Regions from separate parts of the Homo sapiens genome. Here region 1 is linked to region 2. A link is a contact called in ENCODE Hi-C data. All regions are on one chromosome and are shown on one strand. The core of a region is the stretch at or near the end of the contact, and the rest is flanking DNA. Distances in the headings are between cores, read along the strand shown.

Evidence for each region. Hi-C counts contacts between places; a loop is a spot of excess contacts on that map. Pooled maps may share reads with other maps.
Region 1: a pooled map shows a loop between it and region 2 (8-fold over the local background). The contact joins the promoter of STARD3NL here to the enhancer-like site in region 2. A Hi-C loop is called at or near these places in 1 of 168 maps with a recorded cell type or tissue (ascending aorta) and 6 of 50 pooled maps.

Annotation. Positions count from the first base shown.
Region 1 is chr7:38,175,138-38,180,233 of GRCh38, forward strand. It overlaps STARD3NL (STARD3 N-terminal like), which reads left to right and starts at 3,108. Exons shown (of 9, transcript NM_032016.4): 1 at 3,108-3,283. RefSeq lists enhancers at 1-1,007, 2,755-2,834 and a silencer at 3,085-3,364.
Region 2 is chr7:37,204,341-37,210,231 of GRCh38, forward strand. The region is part of intron 13 of ELMO1 (engulfment and cell motility 1); the gene reads right to left. Among named protein-coding and RNA genes, the nearest start is that of ELMO1-AS1, 210 kb to the left of the region's middle. RefSeq lists an enhancer at 1-877. Within about 2 kb of position 4,316, at least 9 of the 41 ENCODE cell types and tissues checked have a DNase peak (open chromatin) inside an H3K27ac peak, as active enhancers do; they include ascending aorta, where a contact is called at or near this core.

The DNA.
Region 1 (5,096 bases), core at 1,858-4,357, 970 kb after region 2:
GTTTATACATCATTACCCTAGTTTCCTTCAGGTTTTATGTTCTTGGTTTTGTGTCTAGAATTGGTGAGTTTCTTGGTCTCGCTGACTTCATGAATAAAGCTGCGGACCCTCACGGTGAGTGTTACAGTTCTTAAAGATGGTGTGTCCAGAGTTTGTTCCTTCTGGAGGGTTCATGGTCTTGCTGACTTCAGGAGTGAAGCCACAGATCTTCACAGTAAGTGTTACAGCTCTTTAAGGTGGCATATCCAGAGTTGTTTGTTTCTCCCGGTGGGTTCGTGGTCTCGCTGACTTCAGGAGTGAAGCTGCAGACCTTCGCAGTGAGTGTTACAACTCTTAAAGCAGCGCATCTGGAGTTGTTCATTCCTCCTGTTGGGTTCGTGGTCTCCCCGGCTTCAGGAGTGAAGCTGCAGACATTTGCGGTGAGTATTACAACTCATAAAGGTAATGCGGACCCAAAGAGTGAGCAGCAGCAAGATCTATTGCAAAGAGCGAAAGAACAAAGCTTCCACAGTGTGGAAGTCGAGGTGGGTTGCTGCTACTGGCTCGGGTGGCCTGCTTCTATTCCCTTATTTGGCCACACTCACATCCTGCTGATTGGTCCATTTTACAGAGCGCTGATTGGTCCATTTACAGAGTGCTGATTGGTCCGTTTTTACAGAGTGCTGACTGGTGCGTTTACAAACCTTTAGCCAGACACAGAGTGCTGATTGGTGCATCTACAATCCTTTAGCTTGACAGAAAAGTTCTCCAAGTCCCCACCCGATTAGCCAGACACAGAGTGCTAATTGGTGCATTTACAAACCTTTAGCTAGACACAGAGTGCTGATTGGTGTGTTTACAATCCTTTAGCTAGACAGAAAAGTTCTCCAAGTCCCCACCCAACCTAGAAGCCCAGCCGGCTTCATCTCTCAGTTTCCTTTAGTTCTTTGAGCATATGTAAGACAGTTGACTTAAATCATTATCTAATAAGTCCACTATCTGGGCTTCCTTAGGAATGGTTTCCATCAATTTCTTTGAGACTTCAGAGGCTACACATGAGTGAATGCAATTAAATCCACAATGTGATGCCTCTACATATTCACCAGAATGTATAACATTTAAAAAGGAAAAGAAAAAGGAAGAACACAAAACACAAATGAGTATAGTAAGTGTTGGCAAAGATGCAGAGTAACTGAAATTTTCATTCACGACTAGGGCATGTATAAATTAGTAAAACCTAAAAACTATTTGGCAGTGTCTATTAATGTTGAATATATTGAATATATACCCTGTGCATAGTAACACTACTTCCAGGGATCTTCCAAAATCAAATGTGTAACTATGTGCATCATAAGACAGGTACAAGAATATTCATAGCAGCGTCATTTGTAATTACCCCAAACTTTAAATAATCTAATGTCAAACAACAGTAGAATAGGCAAGTAAATTTTAGAATTATATACAAAAATGAAAATGAAACTATTATATTCTTGAATATGGATCAATCTTACAAATATAGTATTAAGCAAAAAGAGCCACATAAGAGTGCGTATTATGTATGACTATTTATAAACATTCAGAAGCAGGCAAAACTAATTGGGTGGTAGGATTCAGAATTGTGCCTATCTGTGTGTAGGGGTATAATGACTAAGACTGAGCATGAGGAAAGCTTCTAAATTGCTGGTAAACATTTAAAATTTTGCTGTGAGGCGGTGGTTACACAAGTTTGTTCACACTGTCACTAAGACAAGCACTTATGATTATTACACTTATTTTGTATATGTGTTATGCTTTAAAAGGTTTTCACATCTATCAGTTTATAAAATTTTTTTAAATTGTATTTTATCAGTATTGGCGAGGATACAGGGAAAAATTGCTCAAATACTAGCAGTGGGAATGTAAGTTAAAACAACTACTCAGGGGAGCAAATCAGTGAAATCTATTAAGGATTTACATCGTGCAAACTCTGTGATCCAGTACATTCTCTTGTTGGTATCTGCACTCTAGAGAAATACTTGGACCTAAGTACAAAAAGGCATCTACATATATATTTATGGTACCATTGCTTCTCATAATAATATTAATAAACAAACGTGAGGGTGGGGGAATGGTACATTAATTATGTATGTATATATATACACATATTGGTTCTGAGGACATGCAGCATTTTCAGAGAATGAGGTAGATTTATATACAGATATGGAAAGATTTCAATGCTAAGTGTAAAAAAGTAACATCTACACTTGCAAATGCACAGGAACTAGGAGTCATCATCTACAGACTGGGTTTGTAATTAGGGCCTAAAAGGGATATAAGCATAATTGTAACGTTTAAGCTTTTTTTTTTTTTCGCATGGACAAAATCTTACTTGTGTAATTTAAAATTAATAACGGTACTTAGAATGACTTTGGAAAAATATACAAATAATGAAATGGGGATCCAAAGAATGTTCACTGTATACCTCTGTACTTCTAAAAATGTGAATAAGTGTAGCATCCGTTGGGAGAAAAGTTTAATTAAATTTTAAATAAAACAATAAAAGGTGCCTAACTTCGTGTGAAAACAGACATATAGATATAATTAAATGTGACTACCGCTTAGAGATGTTAGTTATGAACTAGGAGCGCTGAGAAAAGGTATCCTAAATAGGTCTGGGGGAAGTGAGAGTTAGAAGAGGTGACTCTTGAGCTGAGTACCGACATAGAAATGGTATGCCCTGTTTTTATTCCTGGAGGGCTCAGCATGAGGTGCCCAAGAGGCCCTGAAACCCATTTCCATGACATTTTCCCACGAGCTGGAGCATAAACCCCCACCGAATAACTGAAGGGAAGCGGAAGGCGCAGAAACGCGGACGAAGAGGAAGCGGGCGCTTGTTAAACCGTGCGATGCACAATGCGGGAAAGTCCAACCAGCTCCGTGTTTCAAAGCTGGATGCCCAGATTTCCCACCCATTCCTACAGGCAGACCGGCTCGCCCTCTCCCTCCTTCCCGCGTCGTTTACTGGTCAGTAGAAGATTGACATGTCATCTGGCCAATAGGTTGGCTCCTCTATGGAGGCACTCAGGAACCAGTCGGGTCTTTGGTCCCTCGAGCGAGATGCGAGCTGTGTGCGTCGACGTCAGCGTGCTGACGTCACGGGCCGGAGGTCCCGGGGCTGCTGGGTGCGGGCGGTGGGCTGCGCGTTGTCCGCTGGACTGGGTCCCGGTCACGCCCCGCCAAGCCCCGCCCCTCAGGCCGGGGCGCGACCGCGGATCCGCAGTTCCCGGGCCAGCCTGGGGCGGCCGGCCAGGAACCACCCGTTAAGGTAGGCTGGGTTTCTCGTTCCCCTATTTGACAGGTTGGAAAACTGAGTCTCCTGGGTCAGATGACTTACATGGGGGCGTACAGGGGACCCGCGGACGGAGGCCATATCCTGGTCCTGTTCTGTTTCCTGAGTCCTGCGCGAGCCTCCAGGGGAGGAGGAGGGGCGAGGCAGGCTGTGCTCATAATGGACACAAGAGTGAAGTTGCAGAATGCTGAGCCCCGCTGCTCCCACGGCGTGGGCCGGGATTCAGGGATGGATATAGGTAGCGGGAGTGTCCTCATTCCTCCAGCCTGCGGACCCTGAGGAGTCCCCGGTGGGGTCGGCCCCGGGCTGGCGCCATGGGCCCCCAAGAAGGACCAAGAATTGGTGACTGGGTGTAATGCGTGGGTTGTCCAGACACAGGCGGTTGTGAGTCTCTTCTATTCATTGAGAAAAGTCGTGTTCAAAAAAAAAAAAAAGAAAGAAAGCACGAATCATGAATGTTCTCCCTGTGGTTTCAGTTAACTGCTTCACCTACTCGTAGATATCTCGCCATTGTTTGAAATCTTAGTTGCTTGAATACTTTTGATTTAGGGTTAGGGATTTTTCCCCCTCTCTTTTAGTTCAAACATGGGTGGACATTGTGGAACTTTTCTTTGTTCACTGTGTCATTTGTCTTCTATTTCACAGATGGAATCACTGAATTCATCACTTGACACAGTACTAGTTTGGATAAGTTTAGCAAGGTAACCAAGTAACGGGTCTAATTAAATCTTTACTGGAATTAGTCCAGTTTGCCACATTTCCTTGTTAGGAAGAATTCTGAAAGGTAATTCCCGTCTGTATACCATATCTACCCATACGCCTCTTTCTAGAAGCAGGATCTCACAAAACGACTTATGGTATCCTTGTTTTATTGATGGATTCTGATAAGGTGGTGGATTATTCATGTTCATAAAATGAAAACATACAATATGTTGTCGTGTAGAAGTCACTGTCTTTAAAATCTAACTGTCTCAAACATTGGTCTTTTAAAACTGCATTATTGCATTGCCTAAAACTGCATGAAAGAAATGAAATGAAACAGCCTCTGAGGGATATTACCTTACTTATGTTCACAGAAGGATGGTGATTAACATCATTTGGATTTATTCAATGGACAGTTTGCCTGAGTGATTGTCTATGCCACTCATTGTTTTAGGTTTTAGAGATTGAGTAGTGAGCAATTTAGATAAGGCCCATACCCTCAAAGACTTTAACTTTTGTTGGAGAATATAATAAACATGTAAATCAAAGAGACAAGTTTAGATAGGAATAAATGTCAGAAAAGATACTACTGGGTAGAGAGTTTGAGAGTGACTGGGTTGTATGGAGAAATGGGATGGTCAGGGAAGACCTCCCTAAGGAGGTAACACGAGGTGACATTTTGGGTGATAGCTGAATGTTTAGCTGAGTCAGCCATGAGAAAATGGGCTGGAAGTTTCTAGGCAGATATAAACAGTGTAAAGGAGCTAAAGGAAGAATGAACTTGGCATGTTCCAGGGACAGAGGGAAGCCCGTGTGGCTGGAGCTGAGTGAACCTAGGGGAGGGTGAGGTGAGGAGACAGTGGTCAGAGGTGACACTGGAGAGGTGTACAGGGATTGGATCATCTTGTATCCCATGTGAGCCTTACAGGCAGGCAAGGGAAAGATAATTTGTGTACTGCAGAGTCTTGTTTTCTTTTAGTGATACTCATAAACTCTAGCCAACTTTCTGCTTTGTTTTGGTTATGAAATCATTGCAGTAATTTATTGTGTATATATTTTTTCTCCAGAGGCCCTCTTAATGAAAAGA
Region 2 (5,891 bases), core at 3,066-5,565:
GACTTCAAGAGTGAAGCTGCAGACCTTCGCGGTGAGTGTTACAGTTCATAAAGGCGGCATGTCTGGAGTTGTTCATTCCTCCTGGTGGGTTCCTGGTCTCGGTGACTTCAGGAATGAAGCTGCAGACCTTCGCGGTGAGTGTTACACCTCATAAAGGCGGCACAGACCCAAAGAGTGAGCAGCAGCAAGATTTATTGCAAAGAGCAAAAGAACAAAGCTTCCACAGCATGGAAGGCGACCCAAAGGGGTTGCCGCTGCTGGCGCAGGTGGCCTGCTTTTTTTTCCCTTCTTTGGCCCCGCCCATATCCTGCCGATTGGTCCATTTTAAAGAGAGCGCATTGGTCCATTTTACAGAGTGCTGATTGGTCTGTTCTGACAGCATGCTGACTGGTGCATTTACAAACCTTTAGCTAGACACAGAGCACTGATTGGTGCATTTACAATCCTTTAGCTAGAAAGAAAAGTTCTCCAAGTCCCCCACCCGATTAGCTAGACACAGAGTGCTGACTGGTGTGTTTACAAACCTTTAGCTAGACACAGAGTGCTGATTGGTGCGTTTACAATCCTATAGCTAGGCAGAAAAGTTCTCCAAGTCCCCTACCTGATTAGCTAGACACAGACAGCTGATTGGTGCATTTACAAACCTTTAGCTAGACACAGAGTACTGATTGGTGCGTTTACAATCCTTTAGCTAGACACACAATTCTCCAAGTCCCCACCCAACCCAGAAGCCCAGCCGGCTTCACCTCTCATTACCATTTAAGAGCAGACTTTCTCTTCCCCACTTATCACAGACGGGACCCTCTGGGATTCTCCTCTCCATAGTTTACTGCTGCCCAAAAGCTCCCTGGGGACTTCCAAGTATAGTAGACTCTTCTTATTTGCAGTAGTTATGTCCTAGAAAGTTGCTGCAAATAAGTTAACAACTACTGAACCATTGCTCCTAGGAACAATATTAAATTGTTTCTGCGAGCCTCTGACCATAACGCTTTTGCCAACCAGTGAATATATAACCTTCTTTTATGTGTGTTTCTGTTTAAAGACACCCTATTTAGTATATGTTGTTGATTTGTTAACAATGAATGCTCAGCCAACAGTGCTGTAACTACTGCCACAACAAAGCTTAACAAACCCATATATTTTCGTATTTTTTCTGCGTGGCATGTCACAGCCTTCTTACACTTCGGAACATAAAAACAGCACTTCAGCACTACATTTAAGGGCCATTTGAAACTGAAATTACCATCAGAAAGCAGGAAGCACAAAAATGAGAAAAACGTGGCCTAGACAGACTGGGAAAGGGACACCTGTTTGAAGCATGAGAGCTGAAACAGGAAGGCAGGGTGGTGGCTTGGTGTCTTGTTCGACTTCAGCTGGAACATCTGAGTTGGGCAACTCAGATTTTTTGCCACTGTGCATTTTCCAAGAATGATCTAAAAAAGCATGTTGAATATTGATTTGGGCATTACAAATAAATTTTAGCAAAAAGGCAAATTTGCAAATACGGAATCCATGAATAATGAGGACTGACTGTATATTGCAAAGCCCTTTGAATTTAAAATTCTTCTATAACCTTTCCCTCACTCCAAAAGGCAACTCTACTTCCCTCTCTGCAACATAAACATTGGCCATGATAAATGACCTGCAGTTTCCCAAGCACCCAGTGTTCTTTCACCTTTAACTGTTACTTTCACCACGGATTTTCACACTACCCTCCTAGGGACAACCTACAACTCTCACGTTCTGCTATCACCATCTCTCACGGTGTCACAGAGCACTGGACGCCATTCCAATAATATTAATATCAATCATAAGATCGTAATAATAGCATCTAGATTCACAGACTATGTAGCAAGCACTGCTCTGAACAACTTCCAAGTATCTACTAATTTAATCTACACAACACACATATTGATAGAGAAAATTATTATCCCTCATTTTAAAGAATAAAAAACAGAAACATGAAAATGTCAAGTACCTTGCCCAAGTCACTCAGCCTGTGATTGGTAGAGTCAGAAATCGATGTCAGCAACCCAAATCTACAGCCCAAGCTTAATCACAATGTTACTCTCACAATGACTGTTGAAGCCTAGTAGCATTTAGACAAAGACGCTTCCTTCCGTAGTATTAGGATGGGGACAGAGATAGAGAAGGAAAAATATAAATATGCAGTTCATTTCATTCCCTGCCATCTCTATTTGCTGAAAAAATATTATTAAGATGACACCAACCCCTGCATATGTAATTTTGTGTAATTATACTTGTGTAACTACAGATAATTATCTTCCATCACCCAAGAAGGTAGAAAATCCTCTTAAAAATTTGAACATGAATCTTAATTCTGAAATGTTTTCACCATTACCCATAACCTCTTCCACCTTCACATTTTAGTCATTTTTCCCTCCAGGATGATCCTGAAATATGATGAAATTTTTTTGTAAAATATTTCATGTTAAAACACATTATATTGTTGAGAAACAATTTCTTTTTTTAAAAAAAAAAAGCTTATTTTCTCTGCAGTCAAGATAAAGGAAAGGAAAACAAAGCAGCTAGAAAAAAAAAAGCCTTGTCTGATTTTAATATCTGCTTTGATTCAGAAGGGATCAGAAAGATGAACTACAGACATCTCCTTTTTCATGCTTGTCCGGTAGACTGAACAAGGAAAAATTCACAAATAGAGAGACTACAAATTGGAAATAAACCAGAGACAAATTCTGAAAGGGCTCTAGCCAGGAACACAACACTTTGCAGAGTGTGAAAGCCATGGTGCACAGGTCTTGGCGGCTACAATCAAGAGGGACAACTTTGTATACAGCATTTCCCCTGTTCTCAAAATAAAGTCATCCTAGAGGTGAGAGTCTGCCTTCCATTACTCTCAGGAATCCATATGCCCTTCCTTAGAAGCTCCACTAAAAATAGCATTATCCCGGCAGGGCACGGTGGCTCACGCCTGTAATCCCAGCACTTTGGGAGGCCAAAGTGGGTGGTTCACCTGAGATCAGAAGTTCGAGAGCAGCCTGGCCAACATGGCGAAACCCTGTCTCTACTAAAAATACAAAAAATTAGCTGGGTGTGGTGGCGCACTCCTGTAGTCCCAGCTATTCAGGATGCTGAGGCAGGAGAATCCTTGAACCTGGGAGATGGAGGTTACAGTGAGCAAAGATTGCACCACTGCACTCCAGCCTGGGTGACAGAGCGAGACTCTGTCTCAAAAAAAAGAATAGCATTATCCCAGACAACTCTGTCTCTTCCCACCAGGGGACCTACAAAGGCCTGTCCATTTTGAAACCACAGAATCAATAACAAGAGATCTTAGAAGATGGCTGGTGTAGTGCCTCATGCTTGTAATCCCAGCACTTTGAGAGGCCGAGGTGGGTGGATCACCTGAGGTCAGGAGTTTGAGACCAGCCTGGCCAACATGGTGAAACCCGTCTCTACTAAAAATACAAACATTAGCTGGGTGTGGTGGTGGGCACCCGACAAGAGCAAAACTCTACCAAAAACAAACAAACAAACAAACAAAAAACGAGATCTCAGAAGATGAAGCAGCTTTTCTGTGTTATGACTAAACTTACAAGCCACTCAGCCACCTAGATTGTGACTTTAGAATTATTTTATCAGAAAAATTTGCTCCATTGGGATGTTGTGCTGAGAAGGAATGTGATGCCCATCTGCCTCCTCAAAGGTGTTGTGGTTTATTACCTTTTAATAAACTGTTCTTCTTGCCTTGTTGGCGCAATGGCCACTTTTACCTTGGAAAACTTAAAAGGCTGCAGATGATTTCTATGATGTGTTCTCTCCAAAAGGAAGAAAGGGAAGTAGCACTGGCTGAGTGCACCTTGGTTCCAGCTGCTGTGCTAGTCGCTGGTAGACGGTCCTGTGGGGCCCTCCCATAATCTCAAAACAGAAAAGATGCTGCCCAGTTTCACAGCTGAGAAAACCCATGCCCAAACAGGTTAAATGACTGAACCACTGGCCCATGGCTCAAAAGGAGGAAAGCTAAAATTAAATCTAGGCCCAGTGAACTCCAAAGCCTTGTCATGTAATGCTTGCTGGGCATTGCCTACTTGGGAGCAGAAACATGAGAAATAGCAGTCTTAATCTTATGAACTGAACTTTTCTTCAAAGTGATCCAAAAGATGATCCAAACCTCAAATTAATCCTTAAAGTTCAGTAAGGAGTTTAACAGGCAAGATGATTCCTCTTTGGGAAGTACAGAGAGAATTCTGCACGAGACTGCTTACAGCATCTAGAGATTTTGCAGCCAGACCCTGATATCATCAGCCAGCTTTCAGCGTTTTTGCAAGACCGTCTCTAGGTGGTGCAATGACCATGCGGTTCTGTTTACTGAGGCCTGTCTATTTCTGGCTGGCTGGGTATTCAAAAGTGAAAATATCTGCTTGTCAAAAGTTACTGGATCATTTCCAGCACTCAAAATCATTACTAAATAGTCGTTCCAACTTCTCAACTCTCTGATGCAAGACTGGCCTGGGAGAAGTTGCAGGGGAATAACTAAAATCAAAAACTAAAAAAGAACCATGGAAAAATAAAGAAAACCAACACTCTCTTATGATTATTCTCTGTTCAGAGTCTTTGCTTTTTCTAGGATGACTTTTCAAGTCCTCATAAGCGCTAAAGGCCTTAAAACCACCTCCAATTAACTTTCAGTTAAAAAAAAAAAACTATTATTCTGTACTCATGAAGCAGAACACTCCCCAGACAGGGAAAACTAAGACAGAGATACACCAAGACTAAACTGTACAAGGAATTAACAAGAATGTTAAGACAGATGGAGCTACATTGAGAAAATGTACTCTGATTTTGGAATACCCTGGTCATCTCACATAAGAACAGGGTCTGAAAATAAAAAGGAGATGCTTCATAGCACACACCCCCATTACAGATAGCTCTCACAGGGACCCAGATTCTATAGTAATCCTATCTCCTCCATGTGGTTGGCCCCCAACCTCTCTCTCTCCACAGTCCCTCCATACTGTGCATTCTGGGATCCAACTGCCCCCGAGGAAAATCACTACTGGGACAGAGACACATGCATCCCGGAGGCAGCACATGGAAAGAATTCAGGTTTTGGATTTTCTACATAGCTCAGAAGAAATCCAGGCACTGGCAGGAGGAGGACGATAAAATTGCAGTCACAGGAGCACCCTAGAACCAGGCTCTCCCTCAGAAGAGGAATCAATTAAGAGTATTTTCCAAATGTACATGCCCTGATTCTTCCTTGGTAATTTTGATATGACTTGAGGGTAAGAGAGATTGGGTGATTTCGCAAAGCCTCCCAAGTGACCTCGATATGTCTTGCTTACCACATAAAAGTAAAACTTGGAATTGAGGGTGAGGTAGAAAGTGAGTCCCATCCGCCTTCCCTGGACCATCGCTCTGGCAGAGGGGCTCTGCCAGCAAGGTCACTGCCACCCTGGAGCTTTGGTCATCGACACACAAGTACAGGAAACTCACCCGCTCCACCAGTCATGACATTTTTTGCTAAAATTTTAAAAAATTGATTCAACTAAAAGATAAAATGGAATGCCAAGGTCGAAACATAAAATATAATGATACAAAAATAATTTCAGAATACCTCTGTAAAGCAAGCTGCAAAGCTGAATATGCAGTAAGTATTCTTATTTAAAACGTCATATTAAAACTAACACTATAAAAACAATAACTGGACAGAGTGTTAGTTTTTTAGGTTTTTAGGTTTTTTTAGTTTAAGAAACACTACTGGAGAGAGTTAAAAAAAAAATGAACACTGCTGGTTAAAATGGACATGACTTTCTGTGTGTGGAAAGCAATTAGACAGTATCAAAAGCCTTGAAAACATATCTCATACAAAGTACAGTTCCACAAATTTATCCTAATAATGTGATCATGGG